2 separate regions of the Homo sapiens genome follow, and region 1 is linked to region 2. A link is a loop called in an ENCODE intact Hi-C map of the cell type or tissue named here. Cell type or tissue: mammary epithelial cell. All regions are shown on one strand. Region 1 overlaps TCF7L2 (transcription factor 7 like 2). Region 2 overlaps TCF7L2 (transcription factor 7 like 2).

Region 1 (5,000 bases), 120 kb after region 2:
CAATACTGGATGAACCTTGAGAACCGTATGCTAAGTGAAAGCAGACAGACACAAAAGCCCATAGATTTTATGATACCATTTATATGAAATGTCAAGAACAGGCAAATCCACAGTGATTGCCAGGGGCTGGGGGGAGAGGAAATGAGGAGTGACTGCTAATGGGTAAGGGAGGTTTCTCCTCGGGGGTGAGGAAAATGTCCTGGAGTTAGAGGGTGTGGATGACTGCACAGATCTGTGACTATACAGAAAATCACTCAATTGTACACCTCAAATAGGTGGATTTTATGGTTTCTAAATATCTCAGTAGAGCTGCTACTTTCTTTTTTTTTTTTTTTGAGACAGAGTCTCGCTCTGCCGCCCAGGCTGGAGTGCAATGGCATGGTCTCAGCTAACTGCAACCTCTGCCTCTCAGGTTCAAGTGATTCTCCTGCCTCAGCCTCCTGAGTAGCTGGGTCTACAGGCATGCGCCACCACGCCCAGCTAATTTTTGTATTTTTAGTAGAGATGGAGTTTTACCATGTTGGCCAAGCTGGTCTCGAACTCCTGACCTCAAGATCCGCCCGCCTTGGCCTCCCAAAGTGCTAGGATTACAGGCGTAAGCCACCGTGCCCAGCCACTACTTTCAAAAAAAAGAAAGAATAGACCTGAGGTTTGGCCCAAGACAGCTTGCGAGGCAAGAGGTGTCGTTTTTGCCCTGTCCCTCTCTTGTAGAGGGGATTCATCGTCCAACACTGTGTTTTAAGTGCTTGCTGGGATAACTTACAGATAACGATAAGCCCAGGTGCACCCTGAGGAATCTTGCAACCTAGGTACAGAGGCCCAATGCAAAGCAGAAGCAGGAGACAGCCCATGGCAAAAGCATTTTCTTTTTTTTTTCTTTTTTTGAGACAGAGTCTCACTCTATCACCCAAGCTGGAGTCCAGTGGTGTGATCTCGGCTCACTGCAACTTCTACCTCCTGGGTTCCAGTGATTCTCATGCCTCAGCCTCTCGAGTAGGTGGGACTACAGGTGCCCACGACCACACCCAGCTAATTTTTGTATTTTTAGTAGAGACAGGGTTTTACCATGTTGGCCAGGCTGACCTCAAGTGATCCGCCTGCCTCGGCCTCCCAAAGTGCCGGGATTACATGCATGAGCCACCGCGCCTTGCTGGCAAAAGCATTTTCACATGTGTGTTAATAAAGACCCATTCTCCAGGTCCTGCCCCTGGAAGACTCTGATTCACAAAATGGAGTGGGGAGAGGACACGTGACAAATCTCAGTTTTGAGAAAGTTAAGAATTACATGATCAGAAAAGTCAGGGGGACGTTAGAAATACAAGACAGTGGCCGGGTGCGGTGGCTCACGCCTGTGATCCCAGCACTTTCGGAGGCCGAGGCGGGTGGATTATGAGGTCAGGAGTTCAAGACCAGCCTGGCCAAGATGGTAAAACCCCATCTCTACTAAAAATACAAAAAATTAGCCAGGCGCGGTGTCAGGCACCTGTAATCCCAGCTACTTGGGAGGCTGAGGCAGGAGAATCGCTTGAACTCGGAGGGCGGAGGTTGCAGTGAGCCGAGATCGTGCCACTGCACTCCAGCCTGGGTGACAGAGTGAGACTCCGTCTCAAAAAAAAAAAAAGAAAGAAAAATATAAGAGAGTAACACTGCATTCCGGAGTCACAGAGGGGGTCTGCTTGGAGGTCCAGTCCTCAGGAGGGGTTTCCAGGGGCCAGAACCAAAGCATGGAGTCTTCCTCGAGAAACTCCAACCACCTCCTATCCTGAGTCCTAGGACTCTCTCTTCCCTCCCAGGAGCTCCGGGCACTTGGTAAAGATAACGCAATCTTAGCACCCTGCAGCCTCCGGCTCCCGTAGGCCCTGCTGGGCAGGCTGCACTCCTTTTGATTCCAGAAATGTTCGCCCAGCACTCGGGCAATTGGCAGTGAGCTGGAACTCGAACCCAGGAATCCCAACGCCCACAGATTCTCACCTCCAGCTCCAACAAAGGCCTCTCTGTCGGGTCTGGGTGTCTCCCGGAGGGCATGCATCCCTCCCAGGGCTGGGGGGCGGAGGCGAGGGTGGCGTGCGGAATGGAATCTATGCTACCGACGCACATTCACTGCTTCCCAGGTTGCCCAATCCCACTGCCTGAGGGGACGGATGGGCAGAGCTTTCTCTGCGCTTGGCAAGGGGTGTCCTGGAGGGACTGAGGCCCTAGACCACTCACGCCTCTGCCCCCCACCCCTCCTCAGGCTTCACTGCTCTCTGAGTCCAAGGCCTGACCAACAGGCCGCCTGGAGTCTGCATCCTGCCAGGGTAACAGGGCTGGGAATGAACAACGGAGCTCTTGTTCAGACATGCTTTGTAGCCAATGAGGTTACCCTCTGGAAATACTTCTAAATAAATAGAAAAGCCAGCCCATCCTGAGGTCTATATGCAGCCTGGCTTTTGGTGCAATGTACACCCTGGGGGCGTTTCACCCCTCCCCGGCCCCAACAGCCACCTCTGTATGTGGCTCATTCCACCTTCACAGTGATGTTTCCTCAGGAATCAGAGGCAGAATCCATAGGTTCGCCAGTGTGGGGCCGGGAAGCAGAGTGCCCCACGTGCCCTACTCCTTCCAAGGCTCCCTCCCCAAAAAGCACAAGGAGGAAAGGTCAGCTACAGCTGAACAGACCGACAGGGGCCTTCTCCAGGAAAACAGCAGCAGCCTGCGCTGTCTCTGCTCCATATGTAACAAGCCCTGACTAGATGGTGGGGACCATCTAAAGAGAGCTGGCTGTCCCTGTAGCAGCCTCTGAGCCTGACTCCCCTTGGCGGTGGCAGAGACTCACCCCATGGCTCTTCTCATCCTGGGGGAGGGGTTCCCCACTTTCTTTTTTTTTCTTTCTTTTTTTTTTTGAGATGGAGTCTCGCTCTGTCGCCCAGGCTGGAGTGCAGTGGGGCGATCTCGGCTCACTGCAAGCTCCGCCTCCCGGGTTCACGCCATTCTCCTGCCTCAGACTCCCGAGCAGCTGGGACTACAGGTGCCAGCCACCACGCACATAGAGACGGGGTTTCATCGTGTTAGCCAGGATGGTTTCGATCTCCTGACCTTGTGATCCGCCCGCCTCAGCCTCCCAAAGTGCTGGGATTATAGGCATGAGCCACCGCGCCCGGCCAGGGTTCCCCACTTTCAAACCACTCAGGAGCCTGGGGGTACAACCTCACATGGATACAGGATTCCACCCCCCTAGCAAGATCTCTGTTAGCTTCCCCAGTTCCCAGAGAGGGGAAGTGGGTCCCCAAAGGTGCTGAGACAAGCCAGGCAGTCCGAGTCTGGCCCACAACTTTGGCATGTCCACTCCACCTGGCAAGAAGGGATCCAGAGGCTGAGAGTTCCCAAGGAAGGCTGCAGAACTCACCTCGGGAAGAGTTCCAGGGAGAGAGGCAGTCCTGAGCTGGAAAAATAGGGATTTCAACACCAACTGACCAAAACACCAATGGATCAGTCTCCAATTGAAAAGCCTGTCTTGGGTAGCATTTTTCTCCCCAGAGGGCTTCCATCAAACGGTCTGTCTTGGCACTCAAAACCCATTGAGATGAGTACGGAAACGTTATTACCATTTTAAAGGTGAGAAAGTGGCTTGGCCATGTAAAAGACCTATAAGCAGCTTGGCTAGCTAATTTTTTTTATTTTTTATTTATTTATTTATTTATTATTGAGACAGGGTCCCACTCAGTCATCCAGGCTGCAGTGCAGTGGCACAATCACGGCTCACTGCAGCCTGGACCTCCTGAGCTCAATCGCCCGCCCACCTCAGCCTCCCCAGTAGCTGGGACTACAGGCATGCACCACCATGCCCAGCTAGATTTTGTTTTGTTTGTAGAGACAGGGTTTTGCCATGTTGTCTAGGCTGGTCTCGAATTTCTGGGCTCAAGCGATCCACCCACCTCAGCCTCCCAAAGTGCTGGGATTACTGGCATGAGTCATGCGCCTGGCCAACTAGCTAATTTTTTAGCAACCTTTAGGTTCCTGAGATTGTCTCTGCCCAGAAACTTACGGGACGGGGATGTATGCTGGGGAAAAGGTTGGGGGAGAAAAAATATTTTACAAACCTGAACTGCTCTGTTATTGAATGAATATAATTAAAAGTATACCCTCCAAGCAACAGGAAAAAATAATTCATGTGTCTAAGCTGAGATACCCTGGAAACTTGCAGGAGGACAATCACTAATAAAACACTCCTGGTCCCCACTGCTATGTGTCTAATTCCATGAAGAAATGACTGTAGCCACGTGCAGGAGTCCTGAGAGGCAGGCAATTGTCTTTATATTATTAACAGTAATGGGAAACGTACTACCAGGAATAATCATTTCTGCAACGTGCCAACCTGAACTTCCATTTCACTGTATGAGCTCCTGGGGCATCAAAGCCAACACATTCGCAGAAGCGCTCAATGAAAGGAGGAGGGGGAAGAGAAGAAAGCCCAGCCTTCTGCCCACCACCCTCCCCTCACCCCATCTATTAGAAAATCTATTTCTAAATAAATCATGAGGAAGCCCAATCTGCAAAATCTTCCATAGTACTAGGTGAGCCAGAACCCCCTGAAACACCACAACAACATTTTAGATCTAAATCTCAACATTTCATCTACCCCACCTTGGTCCAAATTAAATGAAATGCTATCACGCTGCTGTGTTTTAAAACAGTGTCCGAGAAGGTAGAAAAGGTTACCCACAGCAAGCAAGGACTGCCATCCTCACCATAGCAACGCGCCTATTTATAATATGGTCTACCTGCATCAAAGGCTTGTGCAGACACTCAAGGCAAGTCTAGTGCTACATCCCAGCCTGAAGATGAAGCCGCAAACTCTCATGAGCATGTCAGTGAAACACTTCCAATTACATTACATGCCATAATTATTAGCATTGACTAGCAATTTTTTTTTCTTCCTGCTCATATAAGAGTAAAGGGGAAGATGAATTAAGACAGTTTCTAGGACATAGAAGAAACCCAGCATGTAACTTTATAAAGTG
Region 2 (5,000 bases):
ATTAATATTAATTTGGATTTCTTCTCTTTGACCCAGTACATAGCATAGGCTTTCTTGTACTTCCATACTTAATTTTAGGGCTTTATAAACTACAACAACTCAAACTACTGGCATGAACCCTTTTAACATTTTTAGCTCCTTTTCCAACTATAAATTAGGTAAAATATATAGATGTAGGGGTCAAAAGCCAGCAATTAGAATCGACATTGTCCTTCACTATAATTTTGGGGCAGCCAGGCTTGTGAGAAGAAGAGCTTCCTTTACCAAAGACATGTGTATACTACATGTTTATTGCTGTGTCTCACGTATAAATATATAGAACCAATTAAGGACTGGTTAAGTGCTGTTTGTTGCAGATATTTACATGTGAAAACACTGCTTCTGAAAAATCTTTTAGGAAAAAAATTCGTAAAAAAAAAAAAAAAAAAAAACCCCAGTAGACAATCTCAAACATTTCAAAGAAAATGTTAGAATTGGAAATTCTTTAAACAGTTTCTACAATTGACTTTTTTACAATTATTCAGACTGTGATGGCCTGATGAAAAAGTTATTAGAACCTAGTATAACAACTAAAAGTTCATTATTATCTACAAAGATAATATTTTTTAAAATGCATCTTTATTCAGGCATCAGGGAGGAAAAAAATTGATTTCTCTAACAGAAGAGCTTCCCAAATTCAGAGGAAGAAGTCAAGAATTATCATGCTTGTTTTAAACCAAAAATATAACTGACGTGTTTAACATTTTATAAACATGTTTCTTTAGAGGCTTCAACAGGTGTTTTCAAAATGTAAGCATAGCAAAGCTATTTTCTGTATGAAATGATGTTATAATCTTCAAACAAGTCACTTTTTAAAAGATCTATAAAATATTATACATTCTGATATAAGCCATGATTTAATTAGAATATTTAAGTTATCAAAGAGGCAGGTAAAACAGCAAAATGAACCATATGCACATTATGTTTCAAAAAACAACTGAGGCCATTGCATCTAAGCCTGTTGATTATAAAAGCTGTATGGGGCTTCACTTTCTAACTCTTGAACACCAGATGTCAGGATGCTTAACACATCCACCAGCCTTTCATAATATCTCACTTAAATCCCACACCCAGCCAGCACAGTGGCTCATGCCTGTAATCCCAGCAGTTTGGGAGGCTGGGGCAGGTGGTTGACCTGCGGTCAGGAGTTCGAGACCAGCCTAGCCAACGTGGAGAAACCCTGCTTCTACTAAAAACACAAAAATTAGCTGGGCGTGGTGGCAGGAGCCTGTAATCCCAGCTACTTGGGAGGCTGAGGCAAAAGAATTACTTGAACCCAGGAGGGGAGGTTGCTGTGAGCCTTGATTGCACCACTGCACTCCAGCCTGGGCGACAGAGCCAGAGCCTGTCCTGTCTCAAAAAAATAAATAAACAAATAAAAATTAAAAAATAAATCCCACACCCTTACTGGGACATTGATAGCACTATCCCTATTTTATAGATGGTAAAACTGAGACTCCAGGAATAAAATTGTTTCCCCAAGATAACACCGTAAGTGGCAGAATCAGGATTTGAGCTCAGGTCTTCTGACCCTAACTCCCTGCTCTTCCCAATCCCATGGCTAAATCCCCTTCAAGTCAACACTACATGGCAGGGGTTCATGATGGAAAATGCCAGTGCGGCAATTCTAAAGCTGGAAATACGCTCCTTTCTGATCAACACATTACGTTATGTGGCCCATGTGTGCACGCGCGTGTGTTTGTGTATACACACTGTCGGCAGGGATTGTAGTGGTTAAGGGGACAGTTGGCAGGTATGGTGGTACAATTAGTACAGATAAACCCTCAATAGCCTATCTGCCTTCTGATTTTTAAATAAACAAAGGCTGAATACTATAATTAAGATCAGAGTGCCTCTGAAAGACCATATGGCAAAACGAAAATTAAATGAAAAAGTCACCGGCAGGGAATGGGAGAATATGTTATTCCTAAAGTGGAAGAAGTGATTTTTGAACAAATGCTTTTTAACTCCGATGCCTGGAGGAAAACAGCAACCTCCCTGCAGAAATGACGGCCACGACCAGGGCAGGCAGTCCTGGGAAGAAATGGAGCGCCCTGGCCCTGCAGAGGCCGGAAAGGGAATACCACGTCCATACTGCAGGGGGCGCCCCGCGGTGCTGCCAGCCTAGGCTGACCTTGCCCAACCTCTCAGGCTAGGGGGTTCCTCAGGGATAATGCAAACCTAGAAAAGCAGTCAGTGCAGTGGTCGGCCACACTGATGCCTGGAGGTCCCTAGAGTCCTACTCCTTTTCTTAATACTGAGAAAACAATGGCATCTCTATGCCCACAATGGCTTCAGTGTGCACCCCTCCCCCCCACAATGGCCCCATTCAATCCCCCACCATGAGCGATTGCCCCAAGTTTAACGGCCTGTGTTAGGAGAGCACCGGACACAAAAGGAGGTGTTTCCAGGTTCAGTGAACACTTTACACCCATTCATCAGGGAAGGGACAAAAGCGATTCCCCACTTCACCTCAGGCGGAGCAGAGGCTGGGGGCTCTGTCATCCTCACCAAAATGCAACCTTTGCCTGGTGGGGTGGGGGGGTCCACATTGTGTTTAAGGATCACTGTGCAAACATGGTTCCTGATTATTCTACCTCCAGCTAAAAACATTTGCATAAAAACGGGATTCTTTTGTCCCCTAAGAAGAGCCAAGAGGAAGCTTGGTGGGGAAGTATGGGGGCAAAGGGGGCTGGAGGCTCTCAAAGGAAGACCAAGAAGGTCAGCCGACAGACCCTAAATTATACTTTGGAATCTTTATTAGGAAAATAGCCCACCTCTTTCCTTACATTCAGTTTTTACTAGGGTTCACTGCTATTTTTATTAAGGAACCTAATGTTTACTTTGTGTAATTGCTTTAATTACTAAGTGCCCCTGCCAGCAACGCTTGACCAATATAGGCTGCTTTAAGAAACACCATTATTTCACAGGACCCAAAAGCATTATTTCCCTAATTGCAAGTGATGTACCTTGATTTTTTTGTTGTTTTTTTTTTTTTTTTTTTTTTTTAGACGGAGTCTCGCTCGGTCGCCCAGGCTGGAGTGCACTGGTGCGATCTCGGCTCACTGCAAGCTCGCTGTAAGCTCCGCCTCCCGGGTTCACGCCATTCTCCTGCCTCAGCCTCCCAAGTAGCTGGGACTACAGGTACTCGCCACCACGCCCGGCTAATTTTTTGTATTTTTAGTGGAGACAGGGTTTCACTGTGTTAGCCAGGATGGTCTCGATTTCCTGACCTCGTGATCCACCCGCCTCGGCCTCCCAGAGTGCTGAGATTATAGGCATGAGCCACCACGCCCGGCCGCAACTTGATGTCTTGACCACAAATGTGTACATCAAGGCTTGGGTATCAGTCAACAGCCCCTGACTGTACTGGTTGGTCAGTAAGGCTTAACTTCTTTTGTGGGAGGGGAAGGGGGTGAGGGGAGGGACTACAGAGTTTATACAAAGTGCTAAGATTTGAAATAGCCCAAGTCATACCTCCCTCCTCAGAGAGCCACCCACCCACCCAGTACCCAGCCGAGCTGGATTAGTCATACTAAACATAGTCCATTCCCAACCAACCCTTCAAGCTTTGGCAGGCCAAGCTCTGCTGACATTCCAGGCCCAGTTTAACATTACATAATGAGAGTTTCACTCCCATGATGGGCTGCAAGTCAAAACAAACTTGCTGAACTCAACCCAGGGCACCGGCTTGTTTCCTGGTTACAGGACATGGGAGTGCTAAGGGCAGAAGACAGCTCTTCGCAAAAATTATAAAACCAGTGAACTCTTGCATCCATTCTGATCATGGTCAACTCAGTCAGGGTGGTCCTGAGTTCGAGAACTGGTGATCCACAACCTATATACTTTTCAAGTTTTCTCACATAGTGTTGGTGCCAAACTTGTTTTCAAAGGATCATTTTCATACATTTCTATGTTTGAGCTTTTAATGAAAGCCCAGAAAGCAACACTTTATAAAAAGATTCCCAAATACCAGTCCTCTGGGAAAGACTAGTTATTCATTCATCATTCAAAATACACACATAAATGGTAAGATCTGATTGTCTATGTATCGCTAAAGCACATTCACTGCTTGAAAAGTTTTCAGTGTTTTTTATGTATCAATTCCAGCTCACTGCTTTCTCGTTAACCTTTAGCAGAGATGATTATATTAATCCATCCTCATCACCATCACGAGCCTCCTGATCATCATATCAACACCCGGGGCATCCGAGAAAAATCAGGATTTCAAGTGGAAAATAAGTGAATTCATACTGAACACACTGAATTTCACACACTAATCCAGAAAGACCTTGAAATTAATGGCACTTAACAGGAATGGTTCACAAAATTAAACTCTCCCTTGAATCGGAGGTGGCCGAGGGGAAAGAGGAAAACCAAGAGATCTGGATTCTAGTCTTGATTCTCCCACTGTCTGGCTACACACGATTGCTTGATCTTACAGCAGTCTTCTTTCTCTGAGCCTCTGCTTCCTCACTGTTCAAGAGAGGATTTGAAGAGTGGTCAGGTTAGAGTTATCAGTCTGCTCTCACAATTCCAAGATTCTGTAACAGATTCTACAAACCCACCCACCCCAACCACAGTGAACACATTACTCTGGTTGGGGTCTGTTTGCATTAATATTCTCAGTGCACTCAGGTCCATTTCCCTGACCTGAGTTATTTTACTTTTCTTGTGTCAGAAGCCCAGGTTCAAGGGAGTACCTCAGAGCCCATTTGCACCTTACCTGTTAGGTAACATTCCACTTACTGCTATCTTCTTACTATCTCCTTACCCACAGGACAGTCCCAATTAATCTCCCTAAAGAATCTATTTTTTTGTTTTGTTTTGTTTTAATCCTGGAGACAACAAACTCTTCTTAATAAATCAGGATACTAATTACAAACATCAATTGCCAGAGCCCCAAGGGCCGTTTGCTCTATTCTAAACAGCTCCAGCTTATGGTGCTTTTAAGATTCTCT

The links. Peaks named below come from ENCODE experiments on the same cell type or tissue, not always from the same donor. Only the 100,000 strongest peaks of a DNase experiment are listed, where the experiment ranks them.
Region 1: it touches region 2 in a loop (2.0-fold over the local background); 1 of 110 quality-filtered maps calls a loop at or near these places.

Annotation. Positions count from the first base shown.
Region 1 is chr10:112,989,390-112,994,389 of GRCh38, reverse strand. The region is part of intron 4 of TCF7L2 (transcription factor 7 like 2); the gene reads right to left. Among named protein-coding and RNA genes, the nearest start is that of TCF7L2, 42 kb to the right of the region's middle. In mammary epithelial cell, no CTCF peak of the experiment used is centred here; DNase peaks (open chromatin) are centred at 2,099 and 3,909; H3K27ac peaks cover 3,782 bases.
Region 2 is chr10:113,105,801-113,110,800 of GRCh38, reverse strand. All of the region lies in intron 5 of TCF7L2 (transcription factor 7 like 2), which reads right to left. Among named protein-coding and RNA genes, the nearest start is that of SNORA87, 63 kb to the right of the region's middle. In mammary epithelial cell, a CTCF peak has its summit at 2,167 (motif pointing right); a DNase peak (open chromatin) is centred at 3,640; H3K27ac peaks cover 839 bases.